Linked DNA regions of Homo sapiens: region 2 is linked to region 1. Evidence: read pairs that join two places in POLR2A ChIA-PET (ENCODE). Cell type or tissue: PC-3. All regions are shown on one strand. Links, peaks and the distances in the headings refer to the core of each region. The heading gives the core; the rest is flanking DNA.

Region 1 (16,381 bases), core at 1-8,000:
AGGGCTCTGAATGCCCCACAGGTGGTCTGCGCACATAATCCCCCAATTTAAAGCGTTTTCCTTTGCTGGACAATTGCATTACAAAACTCCCTTCTTTTTCGCTCCTAATTGAACCAATGAACTATTATAAACTACAAGTTTTTCTTTAAAAAAATTGCCGGTGCCTAAATTCTATTGACTAAATTCTAGCAAGTTTTCTAACTGAACCTTTTAAGGCACCGGAAGTAAAAGCTGCTTCAGCAGACGTTTCTGTTTCGCGGATATTTTTATTCCTTATGCTTGTTATTTTCTGACAGATTAGCAATAATTTAAAAGTAATTGGTAAGATTGTGTGTTAATACTGAAAAGATAGCCCCAGGTCCCTTATTAACCTGTCAATCAAGATAAGAAATGGGCAGCTACCCTGCTAATGATGGGGCATCAATCATTGTGGGATGGGAGGGGCTTTGTTCTGCACATCCTGCTAAAATGTTTGTTCTCCTTACTTTACCTAATAGGAATCTTTAGTGGCTAAAAAAAATTTTAATAGAGTGGACGCTACTTTCTTGGCCGATCTTTCTCATGTAAGAGGCTTCGCATAGGATCTCCATAGTAGTAACATTTTGCAGATCCTTTTCAGAGTAAGTCTCGGTGTTAATTAAGTTATGCAATTAGAACCCCTGCTTTAGCTATCATGCCAATCTTATTTTTTAAAGCCAGAGACACTGTAAAAGTGTTCACCTCTCCAGTAGTTTTACTCATTAAAGAATTATTTTGTAACTTAGGTACCTATCAGTGGCCTACATCTAACCCACGTGTTGACTCATGTATAGTATACATATGCCAGCCATAAACTTTTTATATTCAGTTATAAAGTAGAATTTTGAGAGCAGATCCCAGAGTCTTTACCACATATGAAGGATGGAGAGAAAGCTACAAGACACAAGTTAGCATGTTGGCTTTCTCATGTAGCAGTATTGTCATTATTGACGCATTTTCAACTATATAGCACAGTGGGAAAATGTCCAGCTTTGAAGCTTTTTACCTTATTCTTCAATATATCATTATAAAATGCTATATTCGATAACTCAAGATGTATGTGTGTTTAAGCGAACTTATTTGACAAAAAACCCAATTTAAATTCTGAGGACAGTTCTCAATAAAAAGACCTGCATCTGTCATCACTAGAGACTGATTTTAGAGATGGTATTAAGACATAAGTGCTGGTTCTTTGCCTTTAAAGCTAAAACTTGAGTTGCATATTTGCCAGTACTCAGATGGTATCTACTAAGGGAACAAAACCCCAAAATTGATTTTAGGGTGGAAGAAAGAAACGAGTCTCTATCTGGCCAATTGCATTAGACAAATGAACACCTCTGTGTGCTATACAGGTGTGTCTTTAATTACATAAAACAAGTGTTAGTTTTTCAAAATCTTGTCAAATTGGGAGAGGGGTTGATGTGGTTGCTGTGTGGCTAGAAGATCAAGTCTAACATGATTAAAACCATTACTAAAGCCAAAGCTCATTAAAATTGCTTGTGGGAGAAGTTATGTGAAACACTTTCTATTTGCTTTATAATAAATGCAATTTGAAAGTACCATGAAACAGAAGGGAAAAAAGTTGATAAGAAAGTTTAAGGAGTAAACCATGGCACATTACAGTTTCTTAACCTGCACTGACCGCATTGCTGGTGCCTGTAATACTTCAGAGTTTGGGCAAAGAGAGTGAGATTGTCTTGCCAAAAGAAAACCAGGAGCAGTTGCAGAGCACGGGATGCAATTTAAAGTGTAGGTGCAAACGTTCTGTTGAGACATAAAAAGCAAATCAGTGCAAGTGTCTATCCGCTTTCCACATTTGATACTATACTGCCATCTGGTGGTAGTACGGGGTCCCAGAACCAGGAAGTTAGGGAGGTTCCTTCATTCAATTCATTCATTCAAAAATAGCACATGGAGAGCTAGCCTAGGCACAGGCACAGCCTCCGCCCAGAGGACCTGCAAACATTTTGTATTCATAATTCTGAATCCTTTCTCTGAAGCGCTCCAAAATTGCATCAGTGCACACTGAAGTTTAAGGACCCGCAAGACATTCCCGCACAGTGATAATACTTTTATTAACTTCAATTGCATTAAGTCCTCCATATGACCATTATGCTAAAAATGTAATTAAGCTGCGTTAAATTCCAAGAGCTGCGTTAAATTCCAAGAGCATATCTTCTTTAAATTAGCTTCTGAGTTACTTTTATTTAAAGAATGGGATGCTCACCAAAGATCCACCATATCAAAGCTTTCATGGAAGAAAGGATGAATAATAAAGAGTATTTTGAGGTGGGATGTGGTTGGCTTGCTTAATTAAATGTGCCGCTTTACAATTTCTCATGTAGAGGTCAACTCTGAGTCCAGGGGATGTCCGTCAGTACTGCACGTGAGTGCTGTTAGGGTGAGCAAGACGCAGGCCATCTCGTTTTACCTAGCCAGGTGTTCATGGAAACACACCAAGGAGTAGAAACTTCGCTGGAAAACAAGGTCGGTGAGCATCTGCGTTGGAATGCTGGAGCCCTCGGGAAGGAAGATGACACAGCACTGAGATGTAGGAAGAACAGGATCTTAAAGAAGGATGAGCAGGACCAGGACCGGTGGCTCACGCCTGTAGTCCCACCACTTTGGGAGGACGAGGCAGGCGGATCACCTGAGGTCAGGAGTTTGAGACCAGCATGGCCAACATGGTGAAACTCTGTCTCTACTAAAAATACAAAAATTAGCTGGATGTGGTGGCTGGCACCTGTAATCCCAGCTACTCAGGAGGCTGAGGCAGGTGAATCGCTTGATCCAGGAGGCGGAGGCTACAGTGAGCTGAGATCACACCACTGCACTCCAGCCTGGATGACAGAGCAAGACTTTGCCAAAAAAAAAAAGGGATGAGCAGAGAAATGAGGTTTCTGAGGACTGGAATGTCTAGTGGGGATAGGAGGGAAGGAGGAGACTGTGACCAAGGACCACATAAGATCTTGGAGGACTTACAGAGTTCAGAGGCCTCAGGGGCAAGAATCTTGCTGCCCATGAACAAGGAGCAGGGGCAAGAACCTGTGGCATTAGGGAAATGTGGAATCTCAGATCTCTCTTACTGAATCAGAAACTGCATTTTAACAAGATCCCCAAGCTTCACAGGCACACCGAAGGGTAGGAAGTTCTAGCACACCATCCCACATTTCACTGGTTAGAAAACAAGCCCAAAACAACTGTGCTTACTGAACATCACACAGTCAGGAGCACAGCTGGGCCTAGAAGCCACTAAGCCTACTTGTCACTCCTGTCTCTGTAGATCTTTTCCAGCAGTCCCACTCTTCTGTGTAGACCTCTGAGGCCACCACAAGGTGCATTCAGGCTGGGTGTGGTGGCTCACATCTGTAATCCCAACACTTTGGGAGGCCGAGATAGGAGGATCACTAGAGGCCAGGAGTTCTAGACCAGCTTGGGTAATATAATGAGACTCCATCGCTATAAAAAAATAAAAAGCCAGGTGTGGTAATGCATGCCTGTAGTCCCTTGGGAGACTGAGACAGAAGGATCGCTTGAGTCCAAGAGTTCAAGCCTGCAGTAAGCTATGAATCTGCTACTGCACTCCAGCATGAGCAATAGAGAAAGAGTCTATCTCAAAAAAAAAAAAAAAAATGCATTCATAGCTGATACAGCAACTTACCAGGGCTGTGTTTACCTGGTTACAGAATCATAGCAGAGTTCTCTCACAGTTTGGTGGTGGCCTACACAGGAAATGTGAACGCCCATCCTTCAGAGACAAGAGGAGCACTGTGGAAAGGCTTGCCTCTTGGGATCCTGGCCAACTTAGGCCAGCTCACCTGCCTTTTGCCTTCTACAGCCACCGTGTTCCAATAAATTCCACATTTAAGAGTCTGTGTTCTAGCTTAGTGAGAAGGCACAGTGACTGGGAGTAATATGGTTTGGTTCTGTGTCCCCACCCTAATCTCGTTTTGAATTGTAATCCCCACATGTCAAGGGAGGAACCTAGTGGGGGGTGACTGGATTATGGGGACGGATTCCCCCCCTTGATGTTCCGATAGTGAGTGAGTTTTCAAGTGGTCTTGTTTGGTAAGTGTCTGGCACTTCCCTCTTTCTCTCTTTCGCTCTCCTGTGACTGTGTAAGATGTGTCTGCTTCCCCTTCACCTTCCACCATGATTGTAAGTTTCCTGAGGCTTCCCCAGCCACGCGGAGCTGTGAGCCAATTACTCCTCTTTCCTTTGTCAATGACCCTGTCTCAGGGAGTATCTTTATAGCAGTGTGAGAGAGGACTAATCCTCTATTAGTCAGATGGGCTTCTGTTACTGATTGAGTTCACATGGGGAGAGGGGCCAAATGTGGAACGTGTTGGCCCTGGCTGGCAGAGGCCTGAGGGCCTTTCAGGGAGAGCCTGGCCTCGGCCAGGCAGAAGGAGAAACAGCAGAACCACTGTGCCGTGAAGGCCAGTGCAGGGATCAGGGAGAGAAAAGGGCTTAGGGAACCCAAGAGAGCGTCCCAGAAATCTCTGCAATGACAGAGCAACCTGAGGAAGAGCTTGACTGGCCCAGCAGACTCATGCTGCAGGCTGTGCCCGGGAGGGGGCCAAGAGCATGGGTGGCAGCTGAAAAGGTCAGCCAGTAGCCAGAGAAAGGTGGAAGGAAGGAATTGCCCCAGGACAAAAGGCAAAGTTAGGATCAATGTTAGTGAAACAACCCAAGTTGGATAGCTTTCCGAATCTGGGGCACAGCCATTCTTCACAGGGGACAAACGCATGCTTTTATAGCACCATGTTTATCATGCAGGTGAATCATACACTGATTTAAATTAGAAAACCAATTTCTAATATTTTCACCCCTAACAAGCCCATTTTTAATTAACTAGCACTCCAGCAGTAGTTCTTACCATGCTTACATGTTAAAAGCACTTGGGGTATGTTTTTGTTTTTTTTTTATCATTACCAATGCCCATGTTGCACCCCAAACCAACAGAATCAGAATTTTGGGGGGTGCCAGCTGAGAATTCAAAGTTTTCTAAAACTTCCCCAGGCAATTCCCATGTGCCGCCAGAGTTGAAAACCAGTGAATGTAACTGAATGTGGTATTATCATCCAAAGTGAAATATATGCAGATACAGATCTGGATATGTAGATGTATTTATAGATATATAAATCTGTAGATCTGTAGACATATAGATCTATATAGATATATAGAAATAGAAATTAGCTAAGCAAACTAGCTATTGTCATCTAACTTGACTAAACAAAAGCAGTTATTTTTTTCTTTTTGTCACCCTGAGAGGTATTTGGGAGATGACAGGAGTGCCCTCACCTGGCCCCAAGAAAGAACTTCTCAGTACACAGTTTTTGATAACTGTTTTTTCACCTATAAGGAAATAACAAAGAATTGTGCACATAGGGTATAATTCTATTAAACTAGAAATTAAACCCAACCTGTGAAGTTAGGAGGAATCAATAAGGTGGATGTGTTAGTTAGTAAAGATATTCAAATATTATCTTCCTACCAAAAAGACACCTGCACTCATATGCTTATTGCAGCATTATTCACAATAGCAAAGACATAGAATCAACCTAGGTGCCCATCAACAGTGGATTGGATTTTAAAAATGTGGTACGCTATACATTGTGGAGTACTATGCAGCCACAAAAAGAAGAATGAAATCATGTCCATTGCAGCAACATGGTTGCAGCTAGAGGCCATTATCCTAAGTGAAATAACACAGGAACAGAAAACCAAATACCACATGTTCTCACTTCTAAGGGGGAACTACACATTGGCTACATATGGACATAAAAACAGGAATTATAGACACTGGGGACTCCAAAAGTGGGAGGGAAAAAAGAGGGCAAGATGAAAAACTTTCTATTGGGAATTATGTTCACTATTTGGGTAACAGGTTCAATAGAAGCTTAAACCTCAGTATTGCACAATATATCCATGTAACAAACTGGCACATGTATTCCCTGAATTTAAAAAATAAAATAAAATAAAATATTCTCTTCTTGTTCAGTAGATGTTTATGTATTGAGACCAACTCAGCTGGAAATGAAACCTCAGTCAGTCTGCAGAGACCAAAGACAGGCCTGACTTTCTAAGACTGGGTGCAGGGTCGTATTGTAGCCCAGGAAGCAAGGGTCAAGCCAACAGTGGGTCAGGGGAATCCTGAATGCGTGTCAATACATGTGTCTTCACCTCACCTCTTTAAAAGGAACCTGATAGTACCTTACCTCATGCTAGCACATTGTTAAAGTTGTAGAATTATAAGATAGCATTCATTTGGTGCAGAAATCTGCTCTGTCTCTGGGTATCATACAAGAAGTTAAGAGTCCTTAACCAAAGCCCCAGAAAGTGAAATCCACTTTCCCAAGTAAGTGCGGAGGTTTTCCTGACTCTGGCTGATGTATATGATGTTAGAGCTTCACTGCTACATTCATCATTATTCTGTAAGAAAAAGCCCAAACAGAGGGTCCTAGGTTGTTAAACCCACAACAGGGATGCAAACTTTGCACAATATCATCAAAAAACGCCTCTTGGCCATACTCAGTGTGAGCCAAAAAGAAGCTAATAACTTAATCATTCTGGAAAATATCTCTTAATGAACACCATATTAACTTAATTAACTTAGAAAATCTCCAGGAAGTTACAGAAAGCCAGTAACAATGAGGGATTAAGAGAGCAGACTCAACCCCACTGCCTGGCTCCTTTAGTGAATGATCTTTGGCAAGTTACTCAGCCTCTGTTTCCCTCAGTTTCCTCCTTTGTAAAATGGGAATAAGAACGGTATCTATTTTATAGGGTTGTTGTAAGGATTAACTTCCGGTACAGATAAAATGCAAAGAACAGTGCCTGCCTGGATGAGTAAGTGCCAGGTGCCATCAATAAAGAGTTTGTTTTATCGGGCTAGGCATGGTGGCTCACGCATGTAATCCTAGCACTTTGGAAGACCAAGGCAGGTGGATCACTTGAGGCCAGGAGTTCAAGACCAGCCTGGCCAATATGGTGAAACGCCAGCTCCACTAAAAAAAAAATCAAAAATTAGCCAGGCATGGTGGTACATGCCTGTAATCCCAACTATTCGGGAGGGTGAAGCAGGATAATTACTTGAACCTGGGAGGTAGAGGTTGCAGTGAGCTGAGATGGTGCCACTGCACTCCAGCCTGGGCGACAGAGTGAGACTCATCTCAAAAAAAGAAAAAAAAGTTTTTGTTTTATTGTTTTAAATAAAAATGTTTCCATGTGCATTTTTGTTTTGTTTATTTAATTTTTATTGTGGTAAAAACACACACACACACACACAGGCCAGGTGTGGTGGCTCACACCTGTAATCCCAGCATTTTGGGAGGCCGAGGCAGGCGGATCACCTGAGGTCAGGAGTTCGAGACCAGCCTGGCCAACATAGGGAAACCCTGTCTCTACTAAAAATACAAAAATTAACCAGGCATGGTGGCAGGCACCTGTAATCCCAGCTACTCAGGAGGCTGAGACAGAAGAATCGCTTGAACCCAGGAGGTTGTAGTGAGCCGAGATCGTGCCACTGCACTCCAGCCTGGGCAACAAGAGTGAAACTCCGTCTCAAAAAAAAACCACATAAACTGTATTTACTATCTTAACCATTTGTAAGTATATAGTTCTGTAGTGCTAAGTGTATTTACATTGTGGATCACCAGAACTTTTTCATCTTGCAAAACTGAAACTCCATATCCATTAAACAATTACTCCCTTCTCCTCACCCCCAACTTTTGAAAACCACCATTCTGCTTCCTGTCTCTGTGAATTTGACTACAATAGGTACCTCATATAAGTGGAATCAGACAGTATCTGTCTTTTTGTGACCAGCTTATTTCACTTAACATAATTTGCTCAGGGTTCATCCGTGTTGTAGCATGGGTCAGAACTTCCTTCCTTTTTAAGGCTGAACAATGTTCCATTGTATGTGCATCCACATTTTACTTATCCTGTCATCCATGGATGGACATTCAAGTTGCTTCCACCTCTTGGCCATTGCAAATAGTGCTGCTACGAACATGGCTGTGCAAATCTCTCTTCAAAGACCTTGCTTTCAATTCTTTTGGATATATACCCAGAAGTGGGATTCCTGGACCATATGATAGTTCCATTTTTAACTTTTTGAGGAACCACCATGCTGCTAATTATTATGTTGGTCCATTCATTCATTCATCTAACCATCCATCCACCCATTGATCCATGCATTCTTTACCCATTTATGCTCCTTAATTTCTATATCAATCAGAATAAGTTAGGTTTTGCTGCAAAAACAACAACTACAAAATCTCAGAGGCTGAACACAACAAAAAATAATTTATGACTTTACATATGTCCCGTGCATATCAGTGAAGAGATTCTCTTCACCCTGGGCATTCAAAGATCCGGTTTGACTAAAGTTAATCTTGGCATGTGTTTCCAGAATCCTTGCATCAGTGGGGAAGGAATGTATCAATTCATGCACTGAACCTTAAAGCATCTGCCTGGAAAAGGCACATGTCATACCTACATGTGTCATTGGCCAAAGACCTACATATGTCATTGACAAAGGAAGTCGTATAGGCATATAGCACCCCAAATGGTGCAGGAAACTAATCCTACGACTTGCCCAGAAAAAGAAAAACTGGAAGTATTTGTTAAATGGCAATAATGATTTCCACAGTTCTCCACTCTAATACAGTCACATGTCCCCCCTCTCTCTGCCATAGTTACCTCTGCTTTCTACTGAAGGTAGTAAAGTAAAATATAAAAAGAACTAATGAAGGTCAAACTGCTGCACTCTTGCCCTTGTGTTTTATGAGCCTGAAATCTTGTTAACTTTTCTGAACCTGTTTTTCTTCATCTATGAAATGAGGCTACTAATTATTGGTCTGCCCTTCTCACATGAGTCTTCTAAGAAACAAATGACACTATTGAAATAAAAATAGTACATTTTAAACTTCTAGTTACAGGCCAAGCATGATGGCCCAAACCTATAATCCCAGGAATTTGGGAGGCTGAGGCAGGCGGATCACTTGAGCCCAGGAGTTTGAAACCAGCCTGGACAATGTGGCGAAACCCCATCTCTAAAAAAAAAAAAAAAAACAAAAAAACACAAATTAGTTGGTTGTCATGGTGCATGCCTGTAGTCCCAACTACTTGGGAAGGTGAGGTGGGAGGATCACCTAAGTCTGGAAGGTCAAGACTACAGTGAGCCGAGATCACACCAGACTACACTCCAGCCTGGGGGACAGCCTGTCTCAAAAATAAACAGATAAATCTCTAATTACAAAAAAAGAAGGCAATTCAAGATGTTATACTGTTCAATAAGATGTCTGTGACTTCCAAAGTAGTGAGAATGGTTAAACATAAGTGCTTTAACCTACTCAAAAAATAAAATTTGTACTGCCTTTAAATTTGTGCCGTTCAAAAAACTCATCCATTCAATACATATTTGTTGAGCAAACTACTTTGCCCAAAGAACTGGGAATTACTTTCAGTGTCTCCATTGACTACCATAATGTGGGGGTGGGGGAACTTTAGGAGGACCCTACTCAGCTGTAGAAACTTTCTTTGTGTGAAACTAACTGATCCATGGAGAAAATGAACATATGTAAAACTGAACAGTGAGAAAAGAGAAGCAAGAAAGAATAGAGAAGAAAGATTATGAGAAGAAAAGTTCAGACCAGCCAGGCACGGTGGCTCACGCCTGTAATCCCAACACTTAGGGAGGCCAAGGCAGGAGGATTTCTTGAGCCCAGGAGTTTGAGACCAGCCTGGGCAACAAAGGGAGACCCCACCTCTACAAAACAAAATTTAAAAATTAGCTGGGTGTGGTGGTGTGTGCCTCTGGTCCCAGCTACTCAGGAGGCTGAGGTGGAAGGATTGCTTGAGCCCTGGAGGTCAAGGCTGCAGTGAGCTGTAATCACACCACTGCACTCCAGCCTGGGTCAAAGAGCAGGACTTTGTCTCAAAAAAAAAGAAAAGTTCAGATGAAGTAAAAAATATTTTTAAAATCAAAATCTCAACAAAATGCTGCAGCCACATTAGCAATATTTCATCCACACACAGTTTTCATATTTTAGGCTTGTAATTCTACATGCTGGAAAACTGTATCTATGCTTTATAATTTTTATGCTGGAAAGTTGGATTTCATATGAAGGAAATGACTAAATCTGAAATACTCTAGGTTTAAAATGACTCACATATTCTTAAGATTAACAGAACCTTACACTGTCTTATGATTGTGTATTTGCACTTCAAAATTCCCAAAGGATTTAGCAGTCTGAGACCAAAGATTGGATTTTTTCAAATCACACAGAAGCTTTTAAATCCAAGTTTAGTCTAATTAAAGGATGAATGTGGCGAATTCCGTGAAACTTTCCAACACCATCGTGTTGCGCCAACTCAAGAAGGATTAGTGCAAGACTCACACAGATGTTTCCAAATTCAATAAAGGAAGGGTGGGTCCGAAGTGAGTCAATAACCCAGTTTTCTAGGCCCCTAAAGTTACCAGTTGAGCTTACTATAAGCTGTTCATTAGCTTGTGCGAGAAGTGTCAAGTTAATGACAAAAGGTGTTAATTCCATTTGGGTTATCAGCGGTGTTATTTCCCGAGCACAATCAAGACTTTATCAAAACAATTGGATGCCATTCCACTCTTTATTTCATGGGATTTCCAGGTCTAAACTTTGCCTCCAAATCTGCTATAATTGTTTCTAAATCTACTATTGGAGACAGCCTACTGAACTTGGGCTGGGAACCAATTTGAGAAGCAGGTGAAGCATGTCTCTGGAGTAAACCCCCGCCCTCTTTCTGTGACCTTCTCTTAGGTGACTTCCATATTTCTCTCTCCAGTCCTGAGTGCCATTCTGTATCCTTTATTTACTGTGAAATGTGTTATTCATCTCTTGCTAACCCATCCCATCAAGACTCCAAGAAAATGAAAACAAAATACACATCCTGTCCATACCAGGCTTTCTGTGAGGTATAAAAAATATAATATAGAGAGTATGATTTATGTCCAAACACTGCCTAATAAGTAAAAATTGATTAAGAAAGGTTGGTGTTAGGCCGGGCACAGTGGCTCATGCCTGTAATCCCAAGGCAGGTGGATCATCTGAGGTCAGGAGTTCGAGACCAGCCTGGCCAACATGGTGAAACCCCGTCTCTACTAAAAATACAAAAATTGTCCAGGTGTGGTGGCATGCACCTGTAATCCCAGCTACTCAGGAGGCTGAGGCAGGAGAATTATTTGAATCTGAGAGGCAGAGGTTTCAGTGAGCCAAGATCGTGCCACTGTGCTCCAGCCTCAGCAACAGAGTGAGACTCAGTCTTAAAAAAATTATTAAAAAAAAAAAAAGAAGCGAAGCAATATTGGTGTTAGACAAATCAACAAGCAAAAAAAAAATTCCATTAAAAAGTGGATAAATGACATGAACAGACATTTCTCAAAAGAAGACATACATGCAACCAACAAGCATATGAAAAAATGCTCAACATCACTAATCATTAGGGAAATGTAAATCAAAGCCACAGTGAGATACTATCTCACACCAGTCTGAATCACTATTACTAAAAAGTCAAAAAACAATAGATGCTGGTGAGGTTGCAGAGAAGACAGAATGCTTCTACACTGCTGGTGGGAAGGTAAATTAGTTCAGCCACTGTGGAAAGCAGTGTGGAGATTTCTCAGAGAACTTAACATAGAAATACCATTCGACACAGCAATCTCATGAATGGGTATATACCCAGAGGAAAAAAGTCATCCTACCATAAAGATACGGACACACGCATGTTCATTGCAGCACTCTTCACAATAGCAAAGATATGGAATTAACCCAGATGCCCATCAACAGGGGATTAGATAAAGAAAATGTAATGCATATACACCATGGAATACTAAGCAGCCATCAAAAAGAAAGAAATCATGTCCTTTGCAGCAACATGGATAGAGCTGGAGACCGTTAACCTAAGCAAATTAATACATCAACAGAAAGCCATATTCCACATGTTCTTACTTATAAATGGAAGCTAAACATTGAGTCCACATGGACACAAAGAGAGAAACAACAGATGCCAGGGCCTACTTGAGGATGGAGGGTAGGAGGAAGGTTAGGATTGGAAAACTACCTTTTGGGTATTATGTTGATTACCTGAATTGCAAAATTATCTGTATATCAAACCCCTACAACAGGCAATTTACCTGTGTAACAAATCTGCACTTGTATCCCCAAACCTAAAATAAAAGTTAGAAAGAAAGAAAGAAGTGTTGGTGTCAGAAACACATCCAGGGTATTGGCAGAGTCCACCTGCCCAGGGAAGTTTTTCAACACCCCATTCATCCTACCACTGAGGAAGCTGCATAACTCCTTGACCTTGGCCTGACCCAAAGGAGTCTGCTGCACCTCTGATGGCCCCATTGGAGGTATGAAGTTGCTGACATGTCAGTTAGTCCTGACTTGGGCCCTTTAGTCCCCTCTGATCATACACTCACAAGGCAAACCACCATTCCCCCAAGTGTTCAAAGCCACCAGGCTCCATCCTGCACCCTAGCCAGCGTGCTGCTCCCCCAGCCTCTCTGCAACTCCAAACGCACTGTCCTGAACCTCTGGTCCTTGATCTCCTCAAGCACAGGAGCCGCCTGTCCCGCTGTTCCCTGCCTGGGCTCCCTTCTTTGTCTCTCGCTGTCTCTTACACAAACTTGGTCTTTGTGACTCCAGTCTGTTCTCCTTTTCTTCCTCTTGCCTCTTTGGTGCCAACTCTTTCTCCCCTCCAACCCCGTGAAGTCCACACAGGCCCTCATTTCATATTCCCCCTCCTTTTCTCATCATTTCTCTAAGCTGTCATGCTCAACAGTGGGTAATGAGCTGACACAGGGAGGCCTTCTGCCGGCCTTCTTCCCAAGGCATTTGGATGGTAAAAGGGATCCCAGCTTCAAGACTTAATTCAAAACCTGAGTCGTTGGTGGGTAATTTTTTTTTTTTTTTTTTTTTTTTTTTGAGCCAGAGTTTCGCTCTGCTACCCAGGCTGGAGTGCAGTGGTGTGATCTCGGCTCACTACAACCTCTACTTCCCGGTTTCAAGCAATTCTCCTACCTCAGCCTCCCAAGTAGCTGGAACTACAAGCACCTTTCACCACACCTGGCTAATTTTGTATTTTTAGTAAAGACAGGGTTTCACCATGTTGGCCAGGCTGGTCTCGAACTCCTGACCTCAAGTGATCCACCTGCCTTGGCCCCCCAAAGTGCTGGGATTACAGGCATGAGCTACTGTGCACAGCTTTGGTGGGTAATTTCAAATACCAACCATAAGTGGGTCCTACCCAACTAGAAAAAAATTCCAAGAGTTACAGACATAACATTTCACACCTCTGTCTTAATGGCTTGCTAGGGGAGGTTTTACATCACTTTTGGTATTTAAGTTCTATAAAAAGACAATGATATAGTTTGGAAGTTTGTCCCTTCCAAAACTCATGTTGAAATGGGGTCCCCAGTGTTGGAGGTGGGGCCTGGTGGGAGGTGTTTAGGTCATGGGGGTGGATCCCTCTTGAATGCCTTGGTGCCCTTCCATGGTAGTGAGTGAGTTCTCACTCTGTTCGTTCATGCTAGAGCTGGTTGTTTAAAGAACCCTGGCATCTCTTGCTCTCTCTCTTGCCCTTTGATGCACCTGCTTCCCTTTCATCTTCTGCCATGAGTGGAAGCCTCCTGAGGCTTTCCCAAAAGCAAATGCTGGCACCATGCTTCCTATACAGCTTGTAGAACCATGAGCCAAATAAACCTTTTTTCCTTATAAACTACCCAGTTTCAAGTGTTCCCTTATAGTAACACAAATGGACTAATACATGTAATTAACAAGGTTTAATTTACTCATGCCCAGAGCAGATTCTGTGCATGCTGGGAATCCGATAAAGGGACCAAGTGCATGCAAACTTCTACACACTTGATAGGAAGAGAGAAGCACTGGATGCATTCTCAGCTTGCGAATCCTCTTATGATTACAAAATCAGAAGTTGGCAAAGGTAATCCATAAGCATCCTCTCTCTGTTCTTGGACCAGAAAAAAAGTGATGAAAAAGCCTTGAGCAAGCCAAGGGTTGATTAAGGTGTGGGAAGGGCTTTTCTCCCGTTATAAGCCAAAAGCTTGCAAGGGGCGGTAGGGTGTGGAGAAAGAACAAAAGGTTTTTTTGTTGTTGTTTTTTGTTTTTGTTGGTTTTGTTTTTGTTTTGAGACAGAGTCTCACTCTGTCACCCAGGCTGGAGTGCAGCGCAATCTCGGCTCACTGCAACCTCCACCTCCCAGGTCCAAGCGATTCTCCTGCCTCAGTCTCCCAAGTAGCTCGAATTACAGGTGCGCACCACCATGCCCAGCTAATTTTTGTATTTTTAGTAGAGGCGGGGTTTCACCATGTTGCCCAGGCTGGTCATGAACTCCTGACCTCAAGTGATCCTCCTCCCTTGGCCTCCCAAAGTGCTGAGATTATAGGTGTGAGCCACTGCTCCTGGCCGAGAACACGAGTTTTCAAAGTCACATCTAGATTCTGACTCCAGTTTCCTCCTGTGTGTGGCCCTGAGAAAATTACCAGTGAGGCTCAGTTTCCTCATCTGTAAAATAGAGCTCATGGGGCTACTGAGAGGATTGAATGCCTGGACCTGTGCTCTCAGTATGCAGTAGGCACTCAATGAACACCCTCCTCCTCCAGCCATGGGATACCAGGTGATTTTTTGTGTGTTCCTGGTCAGCTTCCTTCCCCAGTCCTTACAGCAGCTATTGCAATAGCTAACTTGACTCTTCCCAAAGCTGCTATTCTTGGTGCCTCAACCCTCTCCCCTACCACACTGGCCTCTAGAAACCCCTCATCCTGCAATGAACAGCCTCGTTTGCTCCCATCTTTGCCCCTTTCCTCTGAAGGAGTCTTCTCCCTTCTCCTCAAAGCCAATCCCGTGACCTGTGTTCTCTGTTGGATCCTCTGTCAACTCTCGCAACTATTCTGTTATTGCTTCCCTCTTTACCTTCTGCCTACAAACCTTCCCTGTGTGCTGCCTCTGCCTCATGGGCTTTGCATTTCTCTTATATCAAAACTAATTCAGGCTGGGCATGACGGCTCACTCCTTTAATGTCAACACTTTGAGAGGCCAGACAGGAGGCTCACTTGAGGCCAGGCGTTCAAGACCAGCCTGGGCAACATAGCAAGACTCTGTCTGTACAAAAATTTAAAAGTTTTTAAAAATTAGCTGGGCATGGTGGCATGCACCTTTAGTCCTAGTTACTCAGAAGGCTGAGGTGGGAGGATCACCTGAGTCTGGGAGGTTGTGGCTGCAGTGAGCCAAGATCATGCCACTGCACTCCACCCTGAGTAACAGAGTGAGACCCTGTCTCTAAAAATAAATACATAAAGTAAAATAAAATAAACTCAAAAAATTGTTGATTGAACACCTATCCGGTCCTGACACTACACCATATATGGAGGCTACAGTGGGAACTTGGACTTTGCAGAACATCCCCTATTCACAGTTTCCTCAACTGTACATGGAGTCCCACTATAAAACTGTGCCTGTCTCAAAGGGGTGTGATGATGGGTTAAATTAGAAAGTCCAGACAAGGCACAAAACGCTGCCTGGTACATGGTAGGTCCTCATTTCATGTTAGAATGCAGCGAGAAATACAGTAAGGTAAACAGGAAGTCAGGAAACGGGGTGGAATGTGGTGGGCAGAGAGAAGTCCCCATCGAATGTCTTCTCTGTCCATAGGAAGCGAGGCCACCTGCCAAGGTGTGAGAAGAGCAGAAGAGGCTTACATGGATGATGGGAAGCTCGGACAGTGAATGAATTAGGAACATGGAGGTGAGGATACAGTGCTGGAGGCCCTCCTGGAGACCACAAATGTAGAATGGCACCAATTTGGTGCTTGGACCATTGTCTCCAAAAAGGCCAGCCACTGGGCATCCCCTCCAGCCACACGTTCTTCCCAGCACTTGACGAGCTGTCCCTGGAACGCCTTGTGTATTTGCGTCTAGAGAGTAAAATTGGCAGCCGGGCACAGTGGCTCACACCTGTAATCCCAGCACTTTGGGAGGCCAAGGCAGGAGAATCACTTGAACCCGGGAGGCAGAGGTTGCAGTGAGCCAAGATTGCGCAACTGCACTCCAGCCTGGGAGACAGAGCGAGACTCTGTCTCAAAATAAAATAAAATAAAATAAAATAAAATAAAATAAAATAAATATATGTATATATGTATGTGTATATATTAGCATGCTGAAATTTAAACAATATTTCCCAAAAAAGTAAATTTAACCTGGCAACAACAACAGAAATGGAAACAACAGCGTAAGGATGGTATTTAAAAAAAAGAAAAATCCATTTAACACCAACTCATTCATGCTTACAAAAAT
Region 2 (16,381 bases), core at 4,373-12,372, 1.0 Mb before region 1:
TTAGATCAATTTGGATTTCAAAATGGTGATAGGTGGTAAATCGGTTTTGTTGCTTTAGGTATACTCAGGTTAAGATTTTAAATGCTCCTTCTTGCCAACAAGTCTTTTTGTGCTGATATATTTTCTTTGATTTTTATCTTGAAACAAGATTGATTTAAGATTTTATGATATTAGTTCTCAAAGTTAGTTGATTTTGAAACACCCAATTTCATCACTATATTGTCCTCAAACACTATTATCTGTGTTTAATAAATGCTTTTATCTTTATTATATTTTTTCCCTTATTTTCCAGAATATACTTCATTTTTGGTTAGGGAAAGAGTGGCAGTCTTGGGAGGGAGGCTTTCAGTTGTACAAATATATAGACAAAGGTGAAAGGAGAAGAGAAGGATTATTTGGAAAATTTAATCTGTGTGTATACAAAATCCAAATTCTCAAACTCTGTCTCTTGCTTTCTTTTTTTTTCTGTTTTTCCTTTTATTTTTCAAAATAAATGTATCTTACCAGACTATTGCTGAAACTACCTACTAAGAATTCAGCAACTATATTTTTGCCAAGAAAAAAATATTGAGGCTATGTAAAACATCATCAGGATTTCAGGAAAATGAATAGACTTTTAAAAGAGAAAAGCAAATTTATCAGCAAATATATCTATAGTTACTATATATCTTGGACTATTCAGGGTGCCATAACAAAATACTGTAAACGGAGTGGCTTCTAAACAACAGAAATGTATTTCTGAACAGTTCTGGAGGCTTGAAAGTCTAAGATCAAGGTGCCGGCAGATTTGGTGTCTGGTTAGGGGCCACGTTCTGGTTCATAGCTGCATACTCCAATGGTGTAAAGAGATGCGGCAGCTCCTGGGGCCTTGTTTACAGCAGTGCCAACTGCATTCATGAAGGATCTGCCCTCATGACCAAATGACCTCATAAAGGCCTCATCTCCTAATATCATGACATTTGTGATTAGATTTCAACATAAGCATTTTGTGGGGAGTACATATTAATATATTCAGACCACAGCACTGTCTTAGTAATATATGACCAGTAATTAAACCACAGAGCTCTTGATGCTTGAAAAAATCCACTAGAGGGGAATAAACATGTTTTCACAAATGGGGCTGAGAGCTAGAAATGCATTATGGCCACCCCAATGAGCAAGAAGGAGATCCTAAAAATTCAACCTGGGGACACATCAAGCTGCCAGCAGTGACAGTCCATCCGGGCCTGGGAGAATAGTGTCTAGGGCTTGCTTCTAATCATTTTCTCCCACGATGAACAGGAAAGATGCCACGCACATGCCCAATATACTCCCATGAGAGTGAGCAGATTCGATAAAACCAAACAGATTTTGCATGGAAGAAAAACATCACAATTTTGTAATCATTGTAATTAGTGATGGTCCATCAGTAGCAATCACTCAGGAAAAAAATAAAAAAGTACTCTTGAAGCTATAACAGATCACACATGCCAAGAGGTAGAATGAGAATTGAACCAAAAGCAAAGTGCAGAGTGCTAGGCACTTCATACGGAAGGGTTTCCTCCTCTCTATAAATTCAAACATTTTGGTATTAGATAGGACTAATTCTGATGTTGAAGAACATAAAAGATTTTCACGTGGAAAAGGCAGAAAAAAGATTATTTCTGGCAGAGTAAACTTTCCTACACAAAGAAGAGCAAATTCTTACCAGCTGAAAGCCAGTGTGACTATCCCCTAGGCTAGATAAAAAGGGATGCAAATAATGATTATGAAAAAATAACCCAAAACCAAATTGTGAAGGCTTATTGTATTTGTTACTCATTTTGCTATTATCTAACAACAACATTTTACCCTTCCTTTAGGTTAGCTGAAGATACCTTAAAGGAGAAAATATTTTATTATATTTGTCATATAAAATGGCTGTTCTTTATATTGATGCTTTAATCTAGTGCTTTCCATTCTTTAGTAACAGTATGTGATTTTATTTTATTTACAGATTATGAAAGAAAATCTCTACTTAGCTAAAATTTTGGAAATATACATGTATAAATATATAATATATACTATAATACATAATTATATACAATGACTTTGTAAAATACAACTCTGTCATCTAAATAGAGTAATCTGGATTAAAAAAAACATAATTAGTCATCTTCAGCTTTTGGGTGCCACTGGATTGATTCTGACATTGCTATGAGGATTTAGTTAATTTGTTTTTGGTAAAGCTAGTTTTTCCTAGATTTTCTACTGCTTTGGAAGTTTGAGGGAACTGGGTCACCAGGGTATTTTATTCTAATCCGTTACAGTTATATCTTTTGGAATCCTTGTAACACGTCATCTTACAATTGGTATATACAAGAACAATGAGAGTCTATTGACATATTCGTGTACTTATGAGAAATACTGGAGGAAATAATCACAATGCACACTACGCTCTTTACCTGTTTTAATCAGGATAACTGTGTGTGTGTGTATGTGTGTGTGTGTGTGTATGTGTGTGTGTGTGTGTGTGTGTGTGTGTGTGTGTGTGTTTAAATCCAGTATTTCATGTTAAGTTGTTTAAAATGCAGAGGGAGATGGAGATAACCTTTTAAAACCACTCAGTGTTCTTTCTGTTCCCAGCACAGGGTTCTATTTGCCCTGTCTGTCATGATGAGGGAGTGCGGTAAGGAGAAAGAAAGGTCATGGGCTTGGGATCTGCAGAAAGAGAAGAAAAATGACTTATCAAGTACAAACAAATCACCAAAATCGATGGCACATTTTTTTGGGTTAGCTGCAAGCCAGTGATTGTTTAGGAGCCATCCAAACAAAGTATGTGGCATATTTATTTTGAATTCTTTAGTAATAAACACAAGGTTAAGTGTAATTGAAAAAAAAAGAAAAACAAACAAACAAAAAACCCCGTCACCGTTTGTTGAGAGTAACAAATGAATTAAGGAAAGAAACAGGTTAAAAAATATCCTGGCTTTACTCTTCTCATGCTGGAAGCTGTTTTTTAAAAGAATGGATTACCGGCGGAGCGCGGTGGCTCACGCCTGTAATCCCAGCACTTTGGGAGGCCGAGGCAGGCGGATCACAAGGTCAGGAGATCAAGACCATCCTGGCTAACACTGTGAAACCCCGTCTCTACTAAAAAATACAAAAAATTAGCCGGGCGTGGTGGCAGCGCCTGTAGTCCCAGCTGCTCAGGAGGCTGAGGCAGGAGAACGGCGTGAACCTGGGAGGCGGAGCTTGCAGTGAGCCGAGATCGCGCCACTGCACTCCAGCCTGGGCGACAGAGGGAGACGCCCTCTCAAAAAAACTAAAAACAAAAAACAAAACAATGGATCACCTCATTGCGTATTTGTTGAATATTCATTTCTGTCCTATTTATATGTTTTGTAAAATTAAGTTCAATTTATCAAGTTAAGTTCAAAAAGTTCAAAATCTTCAAGAAAAATAGCATTTTGTTTAAAATAAGCTAATGAGATTTTCTAAAATTAATCATTGAAGGAGGTGTCAGGGAGGGGAGATAAAGTGATTTGAGTCATGGGTGGACAGAAGGGAAACCCAGCATTTTTCAAGCAAGAACCCAGAGAGTTGCAGCCATGAGTCTCTCAGGAACAGAGTGATGGAGGCGATTAACCTGCGGAGATCAGAGGCTTTTCCCAAGCTGCACTTTGTCTCCTAAGGAAGAACACAGGGATCTATTACTCACGACCTTAACTTCAGTCTGGTCACGCAATATAGAGTGAGCCACTCAGGCATTGCTTCATCCCATCCTAAATTTGGAGGATGTCTAGCTATTTCTAATTGAAGACATACTTACAGGAGTTCTATTTGGAAAAATATAAAAATGAAATTACTACTATATTTTCTAATGCAATATTTGCCTGACAGCTATTTAAAGCACAAGTAAAAATACCCTGATTTTTTTTTTTTTTTTTTTTTTTTTGAGACAGTATCGCTCTGTTGCCCAGGCTGGAGTGCAGTGGCGCGATCTGGGCTCACTGCAACCTCTGCATCCCAGGTTCAAGCGATTCTCCTGCCTCAGCCTCCTGAGTAGCTGGGACTACAGGTGCACACCACCACGCCCGGCTAATTTTTGTATTTTTTAGTAGAGATGGGGTTTCACCATGTTGGCTAGGCTGGTCTCGAAATCCTGAACTGGTGATCTGCCCACCTTGGCCTCCCAAAGTGCTGGCATTACAGGTGTGAGCCACCGGGCCCAGCCAAGACTTTTTTTTTTTTGTAAATTTTCTTTGCTCAAAGGTGATATCCATGGTGGGGTGAGGGGAATATCTGATTTAAAATTTTACATTTTACGTATTTAACTCCATCACTAGCTTGATGATATTAGAAACTGTTTTTTGGTCAGGCATGGTACCTTATACCTGTAATCACAGTGCTCTGGGAGGCTGAGGCAGGAGAATTGCTTGGGGCCAGGAGTTTGAGAAAAACTTGGCAACACAGACCGCGTCAAAAAAAAAAAAAAAAAAAAAGGCGGCCTTGGTGGCATACAGCTGTTGTCCCAGCTTCCAAGGAGGCTGAGGTGAGAGGGCTGCTTGAACCCAGGAGTTCAAGGCTGCAGTGAGCTATGATAGTGCCAGTGCACTCTAGCCTGGGTGACAGAGTGAGACCCCTTTGCTAAATTTTTTTAAAAAAATTAAAAGTAAAAAAAGATACTGGCCAGGCACAGTGGCTCACGCCTGTAATCCCAGCACTTTGGGAGGAGGCCGAGGTGGGCAGAGCACAAGGTCAGGAGATCGAGACCATCCTGGCTACACGGTGAAACCCCGTCTTTACTAAAAATACAAAAAATTAAGCCAGACGTGGTGGTGGGCACCTGTAGTCCCAGCTACTGGGGAGGCTGAGGCAGGAGAATGGCGTGAACCCGGGAGGCGGAGCTTGCAGTGAGCCGATATCGCGCCACTGCACTCCAGCCAGGGCGACAGAGTGAGACTCCGTCTCAAAAAAAAAAAAAAAGATACTATAGGTCAGGCATGTTGACTCACGCCTGTAATCCCAGCACTTTGGGAGGCTGAGGTGAGCAGATCACGAGGTCAATAAATCAAGACCATCCTGGCCAACATGGTGAAACTCCGTCTCTACTAAAAATATAAAAATTAGCCGGGTGCAGTGGCAGGTGCCTGTAATCCCAGCTACTCGGGAGGTTGAGGCAGGAGAATCGCTTGAACCCGGGAGGCAGAGGTTGCAGTGAGCCGAGATTGCGCCACTACACTCCAGCCTGGTGACAGAGTGAGACTCTGTCTAAAAAAAAAAAAAAAAAAAAAAAAAAAAGGAAAAAAGATACTATATTTTTTAAGGCATCATTAAGGAAACTGTAGATTCTGAATATTTGTAAATATCTAAATACCATAATTAATGTTATTCCTAAATGTGATTTCAGAATATCTTCATATTTAAAATTATCTTTTATACTGGTGCATACTATTAAGAAAAAGGTTAAGTTGTGTTACCATCTTCATTGCCCGCATCACTATAGAGGAAAAGTCAGACTCTCTTTGACCAGTGTCTTAACCTTCACTGAAGGAGCTGTCGCTGCCTTAGCCCCAAGCATGTAGACAGGAAAGACTGGTAGAGGTGGTAACAAATGAGGTCTGAAGCATTTTTAGCCTTTGTTCAGCTTGAGGAGGAGGCTAGGAGCAAGATAGCATGCATCTTAAAGAGGGGAGAAGGGAGGCTCATTCCTGACAGCAGCCCCCAAGGATGGATGCCTGGGCTTAGCCTCCACCACAGCCTCTTTCAGAATAGGCAAAAGATGTCCCAGTGCCCATATCGACAAAGGGCATGGAGCAGTCTTTATTTTCTTCCTCTGGCACTGCATAAACCCAAATCCATATTCATATCTGAGTCATTTCCATTCAGGGAATGAGAAAAAAATGTAAATGGCTGAGACTGAACTTACTAACATCTGAGTAGGTTAAGTCCTGGAAGATGTTATGTCTAATTTACAGCTTTATAGAAATGTGACTTTTCAATGTACATTGTCTCCAATTAAATTTTATGCACACTGCATAAAATTTAGTACTCCATGGGTGGAGTACTATAGTTGCTAGTTCTCTAGGCATCCTTTCTTTCCCGCATTTTGAGACATACAGTTAATCATTAAATAAATAAATAAATAAATAAATATTTTTCCCTGGAAGAGTTAAATAGTTCTTAAACAGGACATTAAAACACCTAACTGTAACAGGACAAATTTGATACTTGTGAATACATTAAAGTAAGAAAATCTGTTAATCCAAAGGCACTATTGGTATAATAAAAATGAAAGCCAGAGAATACAAGAAGATATTTTATACGTGTATCCTGAATATCTGAAGGATTCAAAAAAAGATAGACAGTCAAATGGAAATATGGCAGAATATTGGAAGAGATGCTGCATAAGATGGGATAGTCAAACAGCCAGCATCCACACGAAAAGATACTTGCCTTCCTTAGTCACCAGAAAAATACAAATTCAGATATGACATTTCTACACACTCATCAGAATAGCAATTAAAAAAAAAATACAAGGATTGGCTTGGCAACTGGAACTCACAGACACTACTGGCAGTTGTGTAAATTTGAAAAACTACTGGCAATATCTATTACTCACACCCTATGACCCAGGAATTCCACTCTAAGGAACATCCCCAGAGAAATGTGTATATGTTTTCAGAAAAAATATGTTAAACATTATCATTGTAGCACAATTGGTATCAACCCCAAACCAGAAACTACCTGTCTGTGAATAAGACTCTGAATAAACAATCTCTATTCACATGGAATACAATACAGCCATGAAAATGAATGAAATATAGCTACTCACAACAATGTGGATGGATTTTGCAGAAAAATGTTGAATTTAAAAAGTCAGACATAAAAGAGAACCTACTGTATCATCCCACTTTTGAGAAATTTAAAAACAAGGAAAACCCACCTGGAAGTCAAATTAGAAGTCAGGATATAGCTTTGGAGAGAGGCCAAGACTGAGCAGGAGGGAGAGGAGGCTCAATGCTGTTTCTTGATCTGTGCTGCCTGCACAGGTGCATCACTTTGTAAAGTTCTTTGAGCCACACACTTGTAATTATGCACTTTCTTGTATTAGGTTTTGCACTACATGAAATAAGTTTACTTTAGGAAATAATTATCTTTTTTTTTAAATGGCTTCTGCTTTTAGCTGTGAGTCAAGTTCTAATCTACAAATCCACGAGAGGAGATTCATTTTAAAAACCTGATGTTTCTAAATCATTTATGTAAATATATATGTTTATTTCCACTTTGGACCCTCTAAAATACTCTTTCCCATCAGTACATTTTAATAAAACATACTTCAATTATCTACTTTTAGTTATTACTGAATAATGTAAACAGGGAACTACTACTCCCCCATAAACAGTCCAGCTGATTAACTCAAAAGTATTCTCTCTCAGAGAATGCAAGGCAGAGAGAGAGAGAGAGAGAGAAGAGAGAGAGAGAGAAGAGAGAGAGAAAAATTCAAATCTCTGCGAGAGAATTTCAAATCTTTGTGAAATTCAAATCAAAGTTTGATTTGACTTGCTCTAAGCCTTACTAAATAGAATGGCACCGACTGAGCAAGTTCAAAGTAGTAGGTGGAGTGAGGAAAAGTATTATAAACATCTTGTTTTAGCATCAATAAATTATTTCAAATCTTCCACCTGCACAGAATACTTTTCTATACTTTAGTTTTTTAATCTGTGGAAGATCTGTGGATTCTAGATAGAAAAGCCATCAGCAAGAACAAAAACTTTCTTGGAGGGGAAGGAAAAACATTCTCTACAAATGATTCCATCTACAAATGATTCCATTAAGTAGATTTTGACAGCTTCCTACTACTCTGAAAGGCTTTCTCCTCCCTCCCTCTCTCCATCCCTCCCTCCTTCCCTTCCTTCCTTCCCCTCCCTCCATCCTTCCCTTCCTTTCCTTCCTTCCTGCCTGCCTTCCTTCCTTCCTTCCTTCCTTCCTTCCTTCTTCATTGTAACCACAGGAACTATTTAGAAATCAGAGTGCTACTTTACTGTTAAAATATTACAAATCCATACTCCTAAGTAAACAGTTTGCAAGTTCTATCGGTATGTGGCCAGAGCAAAGATAAAATAGATAAAACATTTCTTAAAAGCTCTATCAAAGTATAAAAACTCCTTAAATCTTTCTCAGGCATCTGAATCCTCAAGGAATATTTTTCTCCTTTTTTTCTCAGTTTCTCAGTGGAACCTGACTTAAGTAATTTTTGTCACATTTATCCAAAAAGCTTTTAAGAGTGTTTTGCGAATACTTCAGGGACATCTAATTTATAGATTACAATTACCTTTAGAATAATGAAATAAAATATCATACGACTTAATTCTGTTTTCACAATCATCTTTCATGTTTTATTTTTGCAAATTTGATATGTGAAAAATCCCAACAGAAAGAGGAGTAGGCGGGGAATGTTTAGGGAGAATGAATCCTTCTCTATAAAAAATAATACCATGGGCCAGGCGCGGTGGCTCATGCCTGTAATCCCAACACTTTGGGAGGCCGAGGCAGGCAGATCATGAAGTCAGGAGATCGAGACCATCCTGGCTAACAAGGTGAAACCCTGTCTCTACTAAAAATACAAAAAATGAGCTGGGCATGGTAGCACACACCTGTAGTCCCAGCTACTCGGGAGGCCGAGGCAGGAGAATCGCTTGAACCTGGGAGGTGGAGGTTGCAGTGAGCTGAGATCACGCCACTGCACTCAGCCTGGGCGACAGTGTGAGACTCCGTTTCAAAAAAAAAAAAAAAAAGAATACCCTGCTACAAATTATTTAGTAAGCTTCACAAACGTACTTGCCCTATGATTCAATTAATGGGCATCGATTTATGAGTAACTGGAAGAATGCTTATGTTGTAGAATATTAGCTACATCTTTACTCCACATTTTTATTTTATGATAAAGATGTGTCAGTATCCTCATTGTATATAGGCACAGAAAAATACTTCACAGAGGCATTTGCACAAGACCTAAAGCTGGCAATGTACCTGGGATTAAAATTCATTACTGCTGCCCACTAAGCCATCAGTTTTGGATGTCTCCACCAGAAGCAAAAATAAGAAAATAACACAACTAATTTGACACTATGAATTTTGGAATGTCTGTGCTTTTGGCTAGCTAATAGCTTTCTTTTCAGACCTAAAGAAATGATTTGTATGTTTCTATCCTTGTTTCTTCATATCTCAATTAGCGTAGCAAAACGATTTAAACATGACACAGTTGCTATACACGTTGGATGCTGAATACCTTGGAAAAAGAGTACTAACTAAAAGTATTGTTATTTTTGGCAATTTTAGCAGAATCTTCCTGTGGTCTGTGATGCTTAATTTTCTTGAGGAGCTCAGGATATTAATGTCATGAGTCAGAATGCTGAAGTCTCATAGGATAGTTCCTTTAGAAACACTGCCAGAGGAAATTGGGGGTATCATCAGGGATCTTTTTATTTTCTAAATCCAGATGAAGAATGACAGGGTCCAACAATTTGATAAGACATTTACTATTGCTTCTTGTATCAACATTTCAACCCGTAAATTATTCTTGGCCCTAATGCTGTGACAGGAAGTCTGCATTAAGGTAAAAGGAAATAATAAATTCAACAAGAATGATTTTTAGCGGCTGCTCAGTGCCCAGCACTGTCACAGACATCACGGTGCAAACCAAAGCAGTGCAAAGCACAGTCCTATCCATTTTGAACTTGAAAGTATGTAGGGATGCAGGACACACACATGTGAAAATGTTTGATGAGGCAAAGCAAAAATAACCAAATGCTAAAATTCAACGATTCACATGATACATGTCAATGGAAACTTAAGAAGAAAAATGGTCAAGGTAGGCAAGAAATTTTAAAGGTAAGTTTCGAAAAAATAATATGGAACTGAAGCTGGATCATTGAGACAGAACAGAATTGAGAAGTCGAGAGGTCTATAATTTCTGAAGAGTAGTCTGTTTCTTCCTGCCTCCGACCCCCACATGTTATTCACTCTACAGAAAAAATACGTATTTCTGCATCTCCCACTTTACCTCTGTACCTCATCCCTAGGCATTTAACTCCAAACTAAATTTTTTATTTTTGGTATAAAATGTTTCTCTGGGAAAAACTTATCTGATTCCCTGGTGTAGAGGTGGCATCATTATGTTATCATAGCTCTCTGAATTTTAACACTGTTTAATCTGCAATTATTGTTTAAATGTCCATCTCCTGATATGAATGTATTCTATATGGGGACAGGGACAGGGACTGTGTTGATCATTAGTATATACCCAGTGAATGGTACTTATCATTAATGAATACATAAAGGGTTAGGAGATCACATGTGTCATTCCCCTTATTTAAGGGAGTCAACAAAGGTTAAATGACATGGGTTGCACAGACAGGTGTAACAGACTCAACACTACAATCACAACTGCAGACTTTCACCCAGATGTTCTTTCCACTCTAGCGTCATGCTTCAGAAGTATTGTCCAAGGGAATAGAAGAAGGAAATGTCAAAGGAGAAAGTCCTCCAAAGGAGAAAAGAGTGAACGAGCAGGGCTTACATGGAAACTGCTAGAGGTTTATGCTTTTTTAAAGCACTCAACATTTACAAGATATTAGCATGGTGCATTAAGTACACTTTCTAGCATGCACTTTAATAGCCATTTCCCACTAATACCTTCAAGCACACTGTCCACCATCTTCCTTTAATATCAAATCGGACGCCTGTAATCCCAGCACTTTGGGAAGCTGAGGCAGGCAGATCACTTGAGGTCAGGAGTTTGAGACCAGCCTGGCCAACATGGTGAAACCCCATTTCTACTAAAAATATAATAAATTAACCAGGCGTGGTGGCATGCACCTGTAGTCCCAGCTATTCAGGAGGCTGAGGTGGGAGAATCAATTGAACTCAGGAGTCAGAGGTTCCAGTGAGCCGAGATTGTGCCATTGCACTCCAGCCTGGGCGACAGAATGAGACTTTGTCTCAAAAAAAAGTGTATATATATACACACATACATATATATACACATACACACACACACACATAAACACTTTATATACATATACTTTTTTTAGTATATATATGCTTTTTTAGTATATATATACTTTTTAGTGTATACATTTTTGTGTATATATATTTTTATATATACTAAAAAGTATATATATACTAATGAAAGTATATATATACACTAAAATTATACTTTTATATATAAATATATTAAAAAGTATATATATACTTTATATATACCTATATACTTTATATATGTATATTTTTTAGTGTGTGTGTGTATATATATATATGGGTTTTTTTGAGACAAAGTCTCATTCTGTCGCTCAGGCTGGAGTGCAATGGCACAGTCTCAGCTCACAGCGACCTCTGCCTCCTGGGTTCAAGCGATTTTCCCACCTCAGCCTCTCGAGCAGCTGGGACTGCAGGCACGCACCACCACTCCTGGCTAATTTTTTTTATTTTTATTAGAGATGGGGTTTCACCATGTTGGCCAGGCTGGTTATAAATGTATATATATATAATCAGACTCCACTTTACATAGGAATATATATATATATATATATATAAAATCAGACTCCATTTTACATAGAAACACAATCTTGTTCTTTTTAAACAGAAATCATTTCTGTCAACCTTGTATCACAATTATTCAGAAAGCTCTCCACTCTATATTTTTATAGTCTCCTTTAATACTAATATTGTATTCCATTTGAGAATAAAACAACACATCTTGTTTTATAGAGTGTTCTGAAAGAAAGCTTTTTTAAAAAACAGAATTTATACATGTGAGAATTTAGATCATTCAAAAGTTGGAAATAAGAGAAAAAATGTGTTAAAATATTGCAAGTTCAAAGCTAATAGAAATTTTAGTTTTTCGTCTAGGTGGATCTGAAGTAGTCTTGTAAAAACATTCCAAGTTTGTAGAAATACTTCAAACATTCAAAAAGAAGCAATGCAAATAAAAATGCCAGTTAAAGAAGGGAATTTCAAAGAAAAGCATGGAAAAGATTTCAAGAGCAAAAAACTTAGGTAAAGAATCCAAAGCTCTCATATAAATACAGAAACAGTATGTGAATGTGCTAACACATTGTGAAGAGACGTTCTCTAAAGAGGGATTTGGAGGAAAGAGACTATTCCAGTGAACAGTTTGCAAATTGAGGAGATATAGCCTTTTCTGTAAAACGAAGGTATGTTCCAGAGAACAAATGAGGGGTCTAGCTTTTATAGAGAATGTTCTTGCCCAGGTTGCCAGTCAGGTCCTCCCATGTAAATAAAGGATTAACATTTGCTTACTTCTAATGGGTGGGTGCAAGCCACAGTCTATTGGTTATTTCAGATGTTACGAACATGTACAGTCAGCTATGAAATTGCTAAAGTTAAGCAGATGTGTGTATTTTCCAGAAACTCAGAGGAAGATGTGACCTCTAATCAGCAAATGGTCATTTGGGCTCCTGGCTCCTTTGTTTTTTTTTTTTTTTTTAGACGGAGCCTCGCTCTGTCGCCCAGGCTAGAGTGCAGTGGCACTTGATCTCAGCTGACTGCAAGCTCCGCCTCCCGGGTTCACGCCATTCTCCTGCCTCATCCTCCGGAGTAGCTGGGACTACAGGCGCCTGTCACTACGCCCGGCTAACTTTTTCTATTTTTGGTTGAGACGGGGCTTCACCGTGTTAGCCAGTATGGTCTGGATCTCCTGACCTCGTGATCCGCCCCACTCGGACTCCCAAAGTGCTGGGCTTACAGGCGTGAGCCACCGCACCCGGCCCATTTTGGCTCCTTTTTAAATTTAGACCCAGTTAGCCATTTGAGCTTTATCTTGAGGGATTGGCTCTTAAAGGTTCATAACATTCAGGAACTCTCCATGTCTTACACATGCTTTTCTTTTCTTTGTCTCTTCTAAGAAACCTTCCATTGATGGCAATGCTTTATCCCTTAGGGAGAATGCCACATCACCATGCGCAGAAATCACAGGCAGGAAATGATCTGGGACTTTAAGCTATCAACAAAACAACTCACATAACAGAAGGAAAGAATTAAGAGTCTAACACAACAGGGGCTTCCATTTTTACAATTGATAAAAATGGTCACACCTCCTATTTCTTATTTTGACCTAGAAGTGCTAAAAGAAACTAAAGAGGCCAGGCGCGGTGGCTCACGCCTGTAATCCCAGCACTTTGGGAGGCCTATGCGGGCGGATCACAAGGTCAGGAGATCGAGACCATCCTGGCTAATGTGGTGAAACCCCGTCTCTACTAAAAATACAAAAAATTAGCCGGGCGTAGTGGCAGGCGCCCGTAGTCCCAGCTACTCGGGAGGCTGAGGCAGGAGATTGGCGTGAACCTGGGAGGCGGAGCTTGCAGTGAGCAGAGATCGCGCCACTGCACTCCAGCCTGGGCAACAGAGCGAGACTCCGTCTCAAAAAAAAAAAAAAAAAAAAAAAGAAAGAAACTAAAGAAAAACTATTTTGCTTATAAAGTTAATCTAACTGAAAGTAATATATCTCTTTTTTGGATTCTCAAAAAATTTTCTTTCTAAGTGATACGATTTTATGCTGGATAAGTAAAATAAGCACATCCAATGTCATACACAACACAAAAGTGGCTTGTACTGGTCTGGGGCAGAGAGAATAACAGTGAAAGTCAACATAGACTGGAAATGAGTATTGGTGAGTATTCTTGACAAGAGAAGCTCTCAGTGAATTGTACATGTAAATTATGATGTCACTCAGACTAAAACATAATGAAAGTAGCATGAACAGAATTTGTGTCTGTTCTAATAGAAATCAGAGAGATATGGTGGGATGTAATTGTATATCATGAGAAGATTGCAGTTTTACATGATGCAATGCAAGATGAACATGAAGCATGGTTATTACATCCAACCTGAAGTGCATGCTGACAATGCTAATTTCATGGCTTTGAATGTAAGAAAACTCAGTGCCTGCTTCACTTTGTGTTTGCTCAGAAAGTATCTAGTTAAGGCTTACCATACTCAAAGCGCTATAATAATCCTCATAGGAAAAACAAATATGGCACCAAGGATCAGTGACTGATTGCAGAGTCATGATATGTTAACTGCTTCCTGGTCAACATTATTCACTGTCGAGAACTAAGACGTGTAGTTTGACAGTGGCCTTTCTGTTCAGTTTGTTTATACTTTCTCATGCCCAATTTCCATTCCAATCAGTGCAATTTTTCAAAGAAGTGTAACCAAAACTAAGAATGAAGTGTGTGATTTTTTTATGTAAAGTAGAAACAAACTCTAAATTAAAGCACCCATTAGAATTTACAGACATATAAGTTATTCTTTGCACATGTATTAGCCAACAACCTTTTAGTTGTAAATAAAAGATCTTCAAATGAGTCTACTTTAGACTAAAGAGATAACTTACTAGTCTGCAGAGTCCATAGGAAGGGTTGAACCACATGAGCAGGCAAAATGGGACAAGATTCTCTGTCCCTCTCTCTTTTTGATTGACTTCTCTCAGCATGCCAACTCCATTTTCATCACACTCAGTTCCTTCATAATGGAAAATGTAAACTTTAATTGTTTTCAATTTCATATTTTATGGCTTGAACCACCAAGTAGATTTCCTAAATTCAAAAACCCAAAATAAGTTTGATTAGGTTCTTTCTCTTAGACCAATGTCTTGAGATGATCAAGTAAGAACACAGTAACTTTCATTGGAAGCTCTTGTTTGGAGCTGAAAGAGAAGCACTTTCTTAAATAAGGGGTTGATAGCGGTCAAAATAAAAGCAGTCCCTTAGACCATATGTTTGCAAAATCAATGTTAATCATGTTTGTTACTGCCCCTCATAAAAGGATCCAAGTGATGAGTACCCATAATTTATGACCGGAAAAGGATTTATTCTCCCAAAGCTATGTTTTATTGGACAATAAAATGACAGAGCCTATTATGTTTCCTATTTTTGCAGTTGCTACCAGAAACTTCAGAATTAAAATATACAGTCAATAGCCAGCTTACTTCAGGTTGATGGAAACATTTTCTACTATTTTCTACAAGGTTCCTTACTTTTTAAATTTTTTTTACTGTATTTTTCTGTGCCTTAAAAAAATTCTTTGAATTACTTTTAGGAACAGATGAAGAAAAATAAATATAAATGACAAGAAGCCAATATTATTGACCTCATGGGTACTACACTTGCTAAAATAATCTCCTCTAATGAATGTCATGGGCAAATTAGTGTATGAGAAAAAAATTCTCTGATAATTAAAAAGAATGTTATTGGTTTTCCTCTTCATCAATTTGGACTGCTACACAAAAAATGCCATAGACTATGTGGCTTATACACAACAGAAATTTATTGATCGCAGTTCTGGAGCCTGGGAAGTCCAAGATCAGGGCACTAGCAGATTCCATGTCTCGTGAAGGCCTGTGTCCTCATAGACAGCTATCTTCTCACTATAACCTCACATGGCAGAAGGGTGAATGAGCTCCTTTGGCTGCTTTATAAGAGCAGTAATGGCCTAATCACCCCCCAAAAACCGTACTCCTAATACCATCACCTTGGACGTTAGGATTTTCACATATGCATTTTGGCGTAAACAAACCTTTAGACCACGGCAGCTGGGTAGATTAATTTTATTAATCACAAATCTGTTTTGACTTGAAAATTTAAAGCATTTTACTATTTGTAATTACTGATCTGTCATGAGCATACTGTGTTACTTTCCTAATACCTAGTTCTCCATTCTTCATAAGAAGTAAGCACAATTCTTGCAGATGTGTAGATATCTTCCCTCCAATTACATACAACTTAAACTGTCTTCTTTTTTTTTTTTTTTTTTTTTGAGATGCAGTCTTGCTCTGTCACCCAGGCTGGAGTGCAGTGGTGCAATCTCAGCTCACTCCAAGCTCAGTCTCCCTGGTTCATGCCATTCTTCTGCCTCAGCCTCCTGAGTAGCTGGGACTACAGGCACCTGCCACCACACCTGGCTAATTTTTTTTTTTTTTTTTTTTTAAAGTAGAGACAGGGTTTCACCGTGTTAGCCAGGATGGTTTCGATCTCCTGACCTCGTGATCCACCCGCCTCAGCCTCCCAAAGTGCTGGGATTACAGGCGTGAGCCACAGCGCCCGGCCCCAGAACTTAAATTGTCTTCTAATTCAAGAGTAGAAATAATTTGCTTTGCAAAAGAAGACATCTTGTCTTGGTTGTCAAGGAAACAGCAGTGAGAGCAGAGGCCAGCCCGGCACCGTGAAGGCAGAGAGAGGAGAAGCAGCAGAATAGTTATGGCGGTACAGACTGGTTCCACTCTAGCTGCTCAATGTTATTTTCAACTTCTGTTTTTAAGTGACTTGGACTATTTACTCCTTCCCATCTGCCTATAATCAGGATAAAAACATTCCTTCCCACCTTTCAAATCTCAGCC

Evidence for each region. ChIA-PET counts read pairs that join two places held together with the same protein. Peaks named below come from ENCODE experiments on the same cell type or tissue, not always from the same donor. Only the 100,000 strongest peaks of a DNase experiment are listed, where the experiment ranks them.
Region 2: POLR2A ChIA-PET joins it to region 1 with 10 read pairs; 4 of 35 experiments call an interaction of 5 or more read pairs at or near these places.

What each region holds. Positions count from the first base shown.
Region 1 is chr10:35,621,164-35,637,544 of GRCh38, reverse strand. No RefSeq gene overlaps it. Among named protein-coding and RNA genes, the nearest start is that of MIR4683, 12 kb to the left of the region's middle. RefSeq lists enhancers at 1-50, 1-1,091. In PC-3, for the core only: CTCF peaks have their summits at 1,641, 1,852 (motif pointing left), 5,111 and 5,314 (motif pointing left); DNase peaks (open chromatin) are centred at 784, 1,794, 2,504, 3,784 and 2 weaker places; H3K4me3 peaks cover 1,799 bases; H3K27ac peaks cover 5,076 bases.
Region 2 is chr10:36,628,130-36,644,510 of GRCh38, reverse strand. No RefSeq gene overlaps it. Among named protein-coding and RNA genes, the nearest start is that of ANKRD30A, 490 kb to the left of the region's middle. In PC-3, for the core only: no CTCF peak of the experiment used is centred there; DNase peaks (open chromatin) are centred at 5,850, 7,930 and 9,360; H3K27ac peaks cover 4,708 bases.